2 separate regions of the Homo sapiens genome follow, and region 1 is linked to region 2. Evidence: chromatin loops called from intact Hi-C (ENCODE). Cell type or tissue: gastrocnemius medialis. All regions are shown on one strand.

Region 1 (5,000 bases), 320 kb after region 2:
GTGCAATTCCTATGGGTTCCAATCCCCACAGGAGCCCCGGAGTCAGAATTTACTGCACAATGCTCCTCCCTGCTGCTGGAGGCCACCCCCATGGCTCTGCTTCCACCTTGGGGGTATCCTTTATCTCAGACACCACAATGCCCTCCTCCCAGCAGGTGAAGAAGGCAGGCAGTGAGACGAGGAGAGCCCTTGAGCTTCTTTCCTGCAGGTAGCAGCTCAGTGGAGCCATTTGCCCTCAGGCAGTTTTTCTACAGAGAGCTTGGGAAGCCACCCCGCGGAGCATGCAAACAGCTCTGCCACCTGCACGCCCTGCCTGGGCACTGTCTCGCCCCTCCAGTGGGCAGGCTCCTCACCTGTGGATCTTTCACCATCTGCTGCTTCTAGAAAGCTCACTGGCTGTTACATTTACAGTACACCCATAGGCAGGAAGTATTCATAAAGGAAAAGGCAAAAGCTCAGAAGAAATGGCAAAAAGCTAGCCCTTCATAAAATAAACTCTGCCTCCGAGTCTTCTTTTTAAACACATGAAAACCAGCTAACAAGTTTCCTGGTTCCCCTGCGATGCTCTCATACCCTAAGGTGTGCAGGCCCATCAGTGTTAGGTACATCTTCCTGCTCAGCAACCGGCCTGGGTCCCTCTACACTGCCCAGCAACACCTGCTTGCTAGAGCCAGAAGAGGCCTCCCAAGAAGGCCTTCACCTTGTCCTATGTTGCACTGTGAGTTGAGCACTGAAGCCACTCTGGTGAGTCCCATTCCCACCCTGAATTCCAAACAAAAATGTCCATGCTCCCTTTGGCAATCCAGCAACAGCCCTCCCCTTGCCCAACCTTGCCTGCCTGGGGAGTGGAGTCCCCCCAGGAGGGCGGGGAATTCCTCGCATGCACAATGAGTATCTTGAAGGTTATCCAGGAAGAAGAGGTCTCCAAATTTCAGCAGGTAATGAAGCAGAAGCACCTCAGGGTGTACAACCAGGGTCTCGAGGACAGTGGCTGCACCAGTCTGGGACTTGCCAAGTCTGGTCAACTGCCTTTGAATCCTTCTGAAGACAAGTGAGCCAAGCTCTGGTGAACCTGACCAGTGACGTCTGTCATGCACTGTCCTTCAAAACTTTCACTGAATCTAGACAAGGTCCAACCATGGGAGTCCCGCAGCCAGGCCCAGTTCCTTGGGCAGGCTATAAACCCAAGGGCCCTGCTCAGAGTCTCCAACCCAAAGCGCTCCTGCCAGTTCCCTGAAGATGCCTACAAGAACATGAAGCCTCCGCACCAGGCATGGGCTGACCCGCTGCTCTCCTCCAGCTGTCTCTTCACATCTGATTAGAATCAGCCGTGTGAATAACACAGGAGGAATTAAGTTCTCTCTCGACTGAACCGGCTGCTCAAGTCTGTCACTAATCCAATTCCATTCTGAGGAGACGAACTTCCTTTTCTTTCTCTGGGGCAGATCTATGAGGCTTTATTGCTATCTGACTGTTCATCTTCACATCCCCCCTCTGATCCACTTGTTGGGTCCTGGCTTTTACTTCCTGCCCAACATCGAGACTCAGCCCCGGCAGGGTCCCTTTTCCCCTGCCCACTTGTCCATAAAACTGCCAGCTGTTTGTGACAGCCAGCAGGCTGTGAGACGGCAGGGGAGAACTTAGGAGAGTTCCATTCTGGCAGAGCTGGGCCTCCTTACGCTCCCCAAATTGTGTGTGGTGTGACAAAAACAGACACATCCACCCAATCTAAACAAGTTCAGATTCAGGAGACACATCTGTCTACTTAAAAAGACAGAAGAGGCTGGCTAAAAGAACCTGGTACCCAGCCGGCACTCTCTAACCCAGGCATGCAATCTGCATCTTCAACTGTTCCTCCTCACTGCTACCTGAGGATTTTGGGTGGCCCATTAGGGTACTTCTGAGAAATGGCCCCAGGGTCTGGAGAAAGCAAGCCTGGAAGGCACCTGTGACAAACATTCTCCTGCTGCCCTGCCAGCAGCAGACGGCTTCCAGCTACAAAGCCTCCGCCAGCATCGTTCCTGAGTGCCCCCTGCTGGAAAACCACAGCATGAGGCGCACGGCCAACTCTCCTTCCAGCTCTCCTCTAAAAGCCCTTTTGGGGGATCGTTTCCCAAAGTGATGGGAGGGTAACTAAATGTATTCCGGCACGGAGCCTGCAGCAGCAAGGCTGCTTGATTAAGAATGAATTACACTTTCATCAGCACAGACAGAAAATTGATTCACAAGGCTGCATTGTGATCATCTTGTTCCTAAAGCAAGGGAAGGTTGGGGGAGACACAGAGCTACTTTGGCTATCAGTGGTGAGAGAAAGGAAGCTGTACAATTAAGCTGGGGAACAAAACTAATCAGAGCACCAGGATTCCTTCAACTAGTCTCTGGGGGCCTTGCCTCAATCCACTCATCCCAGGGGAGGAGAAAAGAAGGTAGGAGGGGACCATCTCATTCATTTTAAACAATAAGACTCACAGTACTGAACCCATTTTAGATACTAACCTAATAACTCCAGGCGCTGGGTCTCTGCTTGTCCCATAAAAATGCAGTGGAATTGAAATGTGAGCCCTAAAATCATGTTACACTTCCTCTCCACTACTACATATTGAAAACGAAGGAGCGGGGGAGGGTGTAGACACAAAAGGACGTGCAGATCCTCTGGCACCGGATCCACAGGGAGAAAGCAGACTCAGAGCAGAAAGGTGACAGCTGAATCCAGCAGCAGCAAATTCCAAAAGAATCTTTGGTTTGGGGTGTGGGAAACCTTCCCCCTTCCAAATAAGCAAAGAGGAAGGGCCAGTAAAGGGGGATGGCTGTACTAAGTGGCCAGATCAAGCTTTTCTTTACTTTCTCTTTTTTTTTTTTTTTTTTTTTTTGAGACGGAGTCTCACTCCGTTGCCAGGCTGAACTGCAGTGGCGCGATCTCCGCTCACTGCAGCCTCTGCCTCCTGGGTTTAAGTGATTCTCCTGCCTCAGCCTCCTGAGTAGCTGGAACTACAGGCGCATGCCACCACGCCCAGCTAATTTTTGTATTTTTAGTAGAGACAGGGTTTCACCATGTTGGCCAGGATGGTCTCAATCTCTTGACTTCGTGATCCGCCTGCCTCGGCCTCCCAAAGTGCTGGGATTACAGGCATAAGCCACCGCGTCCGGCCCAGATCAAGCTTTTCTGCAGTCTGGCTAGGGACAGCTGCACCCAAATGCCATATGGTGATGTGCACAGTGGGAGCACTATCCACACACTTATCCTACACAGAGGTGGAACGAAAGGCCAAGTCCACCCCAATGAACAAATCCAATTTGTTATTAGCGACTTTATCTGCTCTCAAGAGAAATCTGCCACTGAATACCCAAGGGGCCCTTTTTGTGTATTAATCCCTGAGGGACCCAAAGCAGCAAAAGCTGCCTGAAAACCTGTCTACCTGCTTTGCAGGCTGCCCTGTGGCACTGGCCGGCGGGGCCCTCCGCTGCTCCTCTGTTCCTTCCCCTGACAAATGGCCTAATGGGCCTGATTCACCTCACTGGGCAGGTGGCGGCTATCTACTGAGTGGTCTGAGCAAGAGCCTTAGGAAAAAGGTCCAGATAGACTGATGTCATTTTAAAATTGCCAACATCAAAAGAGAAATCACAGCAAGGATCATGAGAACAGAACCTCGGGCTCGCAGAACGAGTTTGCATCTGGCTCTTCCCTCCCACTGTTGCAGCAACGAATCCGGTGCCGAGGAGAGCTGCACTGAAACACATCTTCAGTGCCGAGGGGCCGAACAGGGTGTTTTACTGCCTCAAATAAGGCCTGGTAATATCCTCAGGCATCTCCAAATGGTGGTAAAGTACCTAGGCAGGCAAGGCAGGTTTGTAGGCTCTTCAACACCTCCCAAAGAACAACTGCTTGACCAGGTAAAGTCTCTTAACCAAAAACAGGATTGGCTTGTTGACTTTTAGAAGAGGCCGATACAGTCTTCTATCTAGAGCTACCAGAAACAAGCAAGAAAACTAAGCTCTCAACAGTTACGAGACACCAGGAACTCAGTGTGTGAGAGTGGTAGGAGTGGCCTTCAGGGATGAGCCCAAGGTGTCCCATCCGGGAGGAGCACTAAGAGCAGCCTGCAGTTCCTAATGCCTTCCCTGGGCTTCCACAGAGCCAGGAGGCGGAGAGGAAGAGTTCAGATCGCCACTGCAATTTCTTCCCAGTGTGCTATGCCCACATCTGGTGCTGCTACTGCTCCCTGTTAATCCTTGCTCCCCACCCCACTCCCCACTCCTTTTTCTTTCCTTCCCCCTCTCACCCCTGCCTTGCTCTAGCAGGGAAGGTTCAGGGCTGGGGAGCCAGTATGCTACCTTTTATGTCAAGGCCAAGATGCTCTACCATACAACGCCCAGTTCCTAAAGCAAGCAGAGCCATTCAGCCCACTGGGGTCATAAGGAGGGTTGGCTATATTAACTACCTATTAAACTTAAGTAATTTAGGAGCCATCTTCAGGGCTGGCAATGCAGACCAGAGGTCGCCAGGGAGGCTCTGGCCACTTGTTTTAATTGTGGGAGACACCTTTCCCGCATATGCAATCTCTCTCTGTGATTTATCACTTCCCCGGGTGTTTTTTTAACTGTTCTACTTCACTTCACTGGCTCTGCAACTCCAAGGGGAGCCTGCACAAATTGAAGATGACATTGGACTTTTATGTCTTCCTGATCCAAGAGAAGCTGCTGGCGCTTGAGATAAATGTCAAGGCTCCTCTTCTTCCTGTTCCTCCATCAGTGGAAACCACAGCTGGACCTTGACGGTTCAAACCATTTACTAATGAAATAAGCTTTCTAAGCTCCACCACCCCCATGATTTCTCATCCGTCAATTTCCTTGGAAATCCTGTGCTCCTTGGGAGACCACAGGCACAAAAGTGATGACTTTGTTTGCTGGCACTCAGACCAGCTCAGGATCGGGAGACTGAAACCCCTCTCTTGAGAAGCGATGAAAGAAAGACCCTGAATGTATATATTCCAGGACTGCAT
Region 2 (5,000 bases):
CCATGGTCTGCAGATACTGCAAGTCCTCTATTACATAAACACTCCATTTTTGTCACAATGGCAAGAAAGACAACAAACACACTAATATCTTGATTCAGGTTTGAAACAAAGGGTCTTCTGATTCTCTGCCAAGACCCATGACTCCTCAATCAATCCCATCAAGTGAAGCTCTGCACATTCACTTCTATAAAAGTAAATCTATGTCTTGTAAGGAAGAGGCCATTTCAAGAAAAGGTTCTTAGATGCTATAAAAATCATTGCCATGGGTCCAGGGAGCACCTTACCGAACTCCACGTCAGAAAGGTCTCCCCCATTGGGAAAGTCTCGAGAAGTGTTCCTAGTTGACAGCTTGCTGCCACTCGATCGGGAGTCAGAGGCACAAGCTTTGGCTACTGACTGTACCAGATGCTCATCATCTGCATTTCGCCAGCCCCACCAGCTAACCTCTGGCTGTCCACAGCGGGCAATGACAGCTCCATTGCTCTGGTGCCTGTGTGAGGAACAAGAGACAACAACTGTACCCATTCAGATGCTCTCTGTACTCACACAAAATAGATTTTAAGTGCCTTAATGAACAGTCTAATTCTAGGTAAGTGTTGGGTCAGCTTCAAGTCCTCTCAGTATTAAAGAGGGTAGAAATCTTACACAACCAACAAGAACAAACAACAAAACCTGTGTGTCTTTCTCAATTACCATAACATCACGGAGATCCCTGTAAAGTTACCCAAAAAAATGACTAACAGGGGTCAGGCATGGAGGCTCACTCTGCAATCCCAGCACTTTGAGAGGCTGAGGCAGGAGGATCACTTGAGCCCAGGAGTTCAAGACCAGCCTGAGCAACATAGCAAGACCCCATCTTTACAAAAAAGTTTTTACAAATTAGCCAGGCATGGTAGCACATGCCTGTAGTCGCAGCTACTCAGGAGGCTGAGGTGGAAGGATCCCTTGAACCCAGAAGGCTGAAGTTGCAGAAAGCTATGATTGTGCCACTGCACTCCAGCACTCCAGCTTGGGTGACAGAGCAAGACCCCATTTCCAAAAAACAAAAAAGAATTAATGTGTACTCTTAGTGAAAATAAATCAATATTCGTAACTTAAATCTATAGGTACTACACTAATTCTGCTACCCAATAGTGAAATCTGCTACCTTCTTAATGCTGAACCAAGAGCCCGCCTCTGGGAATAAAACATTTACCTGGCCCACAGTGAACTGCTTTACAAAATCTCCTGAGATTTCATGAGTCACAGACTGCTCTTATAATAGGCAGATAGCTCAATGAGCCAGCTACCCTTCCTAGGGCTCTTAAGAAAGAGAAGAAGAGCATCAACCTCAGAAAACCATACTCTGACATATCCTTTTCCAATAAGACAGACCAGAAATCACAGTCTACTTTAAGGTGCTATTAAAACCCAGACTTTTCCTAGTTAGGCAATTTTAACTGATAAAAAGTTAGAAAAATTCTATTACTTGGCAGTAAAGAGGAATAAAGTTCTGATACAGGCTAGGACACTGATGAACCTCAAATATGTTATGACAAGTGAAAGAAGTCAGTCACAAAAGGCAACTTATTGTACGACAATTAACATGAAGTATCCAGAATAGGCGAATCTATAAAGATGGAAGTAGATTTCTGCATGTAGTGACTATTATAAACTCGTAGTTACTTAAGGGAGCTTGCCTAATTCTAAGTTGGGGTTACTTAAAACGAGTATGTTTCTATATAAAACTGAAGCACTCTATGTTTTACTAGCAGGGGCTTCATCCATTGGACATCTTAATTATTCAGGGCTAGGGTGGCTGGGTGCCCTGTGAATGGGTTTTTTGGGACGATGAAAATGTACTGTAATTTGTTTTTACTCCTAAAACTCACAAATAAGTTAAATTTGGCACTAATCAAATTCCACTGAAATCACCAGTTTGCTTGTAGTTTTTAAAGCCTCCCTCCCTGGGAGACAAGTAGCTGTAAGTACTTGTGTATTGCCAACATGCTCAACTGGCTCACGTGCTGAATGGGGCCAAAATAGAAATAAAACCTCAATGATTCTTTATAAAATGTCTCCTAGCAAATAACAGGCAACCACTGAGCTGAATGACTCCAAACCCTGCACAAGAGGCTGGTTGGGCCTTTCCTGAACATCCTCCTCTTCTTCAATGCTTCCCAGCAGTGCCCAAGAGGAGCAGTAGATGGCGCTCTTCAGCCTGGATCTTGGGTTTTAGGGGACACTGCATTATAGTAGCTATTAGATTTCAACTGGACTATTGCAATAAACAATTATGTTTTCTGCAGTCTTCTAAAATGCTTCAGACTACATGAAAGATAATTCAAACACTACAGTTAAAAATCACTAAAGGAATGCATTTCTATCACTAACAGAACCAGGCAAAGTATAAAAATTATGATGTCCAACAGATAAAGCCCTCCCTACTAAAACACAGAATGCTTCAATTTTATATAGGAACAGAATTGTCTTAAGTAACCTCAACTTAGATTTAGGCAAGCTCCCTTAAGTAACTAGGAGTTTAGAATAATCACCACATGCACAAAGGAAAAAGCTGTGAACTGCACTACAGATGGGTGCCCTTTACATCATCTTGCTATGTTAGAGCAATCTCTACCTTCAGTTATAAATCCAATTAAGTGCTCTCTCATCACAGTAGGACAAAGCCCTAATCAAGCGCTGGTTCAGCATGGTGCTGTCAAGTAACTGCTGCTGGCAACCTCAGGAATCATGACCCAATCTACAGACAACTAAATTCAGGAAATGGATGTCAAGAGTTCCAGGCATCCTGCCACCTAGGCTGGCAAAGCAGAGCATGGTGGAGGATCCGATTCTTCCACACGCCCCTTACAAAGCTCCCAAATACTACAGCAACCCAGTCTGCATCTCAGCGATACAAGACACATGTTCTGAGACAGAGCCCAGTTCCAGGAAACCTGCCTGATTTTGCATGGATGACTACACCAAGAACTTTGTGATCTTTTGAAAGACTTTCTCTGAAAAACTGCAAATAAAATTTTTCATTTATATATCCTCTTGTATCTCTAGAAAAAGGGGGGGAAAACCTAGGGTGCATGCCCTCTAGAATTAATTTTAGAAGGTGCATGCCCTCTAGAATAAAATTTAGAAAAAAAGGAAGTTTTTCTTCAACCAGCCCTCTTAAGCTTCTCTTCCCAAAGGGAGAATTCACCTAAAGCCTCTTATTTTGCAAATAAGAGTACCTTCCCCCTTTTGGTCAAAGTCAGCAAGCCCCACAGATGCCAGGGCTGCTGACCTAACACAGTTGTTGGCCAGAGCAGCAACTGGCTGCTTTCCCCATTCCAGCTGAGCTGATCATTGATAAGACTCATAAATCCCTTCAGCTTTCACTACTCTCTAGTTCCTGTAGCATCCTTACCACTTGAATGACAGGTAAATTTGGTGACTGACTTTTCTAGGGGTGTCTGAAAACAACAGTGATGAGAATTGAGATTAAAAACGTAATGAGTTCCACTGGGCCAGAGCAAATACTTTTCCATCTCTCTCCATTCAGAGTGGGCATCAGAGTTTGCCTTTAGTAGACTAAATGAACAAGCTGGTTACCTCTGTAGGAATTCCACAAGGAGACAAATCCCTTCCTACAATCTCAATATTTCAGTGGAATGAAGTTTCTAACTGTAAGCCACTGGATTGGCCCAACTCAGGGAGAGTCCAAAAAGCCGGCAAACTGGGAAAATGAAATGGAGAATGTAAACATTACAAAGAGATGACATCCAAAACATTTCCAGAATAAGAAGGAAGGACTTCTTTAAAATTTAATAGGATTCTGTGAGAACTAAGATATTCAATGAATTACAAAAGCAGCACTCAAGAGATTTAACCTATTCCAAATGCTGGTACAGAAGCTCAGTGTTTATAGCCCCTCATTTAGAATCAGAACATATCTACAAAATAAGAACTACCATTCCCATTGTATTCATTAGGAACAGACTGAGGTCAGTTAGGGAACTTATTCAAGGTGCCTTAGCAAGAAGTCTAAGAATATACCTGAATTCAGATCTGTGATTCCAAAATCTGTGCTCCATCACCATGCCACCATCCCCATCTAGAACTTGCATCCCATGGCTCTCATGCCTCTGATCACTGAAATCTTCTATCTAGTCATGCCTCAGTCTTCTTCTCTAAATGCTTCCTCTCGAAACAGAGTTCTTCCACATGTCAAAGTTTCAACCACAAAGACAATCAGAGCCAACTCGACCCTATATTCCCAAAGATCACTTTCTAAGACTCATCTCTCAATCCAAAAGCCCTGCTAACAGCTGAAGCTAAATGCTTAGTAAGCACATTATCTTCTCACAGAATGTAAGAAGGATATTGAAATAGCAAGTCCAGCCACTTTACAACTAAAACTTTCTTATCTGTTTCAAATGAACAACCAGCTAGTGTTCTGAATGCAGTCAGTACTGATGTGTTACTGGAGGAGAAGCTTTAACAATAAGGAAGTACAGCCTTGCCTAGAAAGTTCTCTGAACTCTCCCCACCCTTCCCAGGTTAGCAGCAGCAGAGGCAGCAGACCATATGCAGCAGGCAGCAGCACCAGCCCAAGCTGGGACTGGTCCAGTTTAACTTACCTGTAGATGACGGCAGGGATGCGCTTCCAGGACCTGAAACTTGATACACTTTCCAGTTCTTTGTCAGTGATCCAGGCAGGCACTATGAGCTCTTGAGGATAGCTACCACATAATCTAAAGAGAAGATGAGAAGTGGGGAGAGTCAAGGGGATAAGAGAGGGAGAGAGAAAACGGGAGAGAGAGAGAGACACTAGGTGAGCCAGCATAAGGATGATGATCTCACTGCCACAGAACCAGTTAAAGGCAATGAGGCGCTTTATTCGAGTTTTGGACTCCTCAACAGAATGGGTTACCATAAGTGTGTTTTGTTTTGTTTTGTTGCCTTAAATGTTTACTTATGTGTATACAACAAATGATACTATCTTGAATTGTTCCACTTGATGCTACCTT

Evidence for each region. Peaks named below come from ENCODE experiments on the same cell type or tissue, not always from the same donor. Only the 100,000 strongest peaks of a DNase experiment are listed, where the experiment ranks them.
Region 1: it touches region 2 in a loop (12-fold over the local background); 49 of 110 quality-filtered maps call a loop at or near these places.

Annotation. Positions count from the first base shown.
Region 1 is chr22:29,687,048-29,692,047 of GRCh38, reverse strand. All of the region lies in intron 15 of NF2 (NF2, moesin-ezrin-radixin like (MERLIN) tumor suppressor), which reads right to left. Among named protein-coding and RNA genes, the nearest start is that of CABP7-DT, 30 kb to the left of the region's middle. RefSeq lists enhancers at 1-198, 199-819, 2,103-2,603, 2,823-3,322, 3,323-3,824 and a silencer at 2,019-2,250. In gastrocnemius medialis, a CTCF peak has its summit at 2,034 (motif pointing left); a DNase peak (open chromatin) is centred at 2,012.
Region 2 is chr22:30,002,604-30,007,603 of GRCh38, reverse strand. MTMR3 (myotubularin related protein 3) reads right to left here. Exons shown (of 20, transcript NM_021090.4): 9 at 4,611-4,724; 10 at 285-490. It overlaps MIR6818 (microRNA 6818), which reads right to left and starts at 555; the gene lies at 491-555. In gastrocnemius medialis, a CTCF peak has its summit at 2,168 (motif pointing right); a DNase peak (open chromatin) is centred at 2,182; H3K27ac peaks cover 723 bases.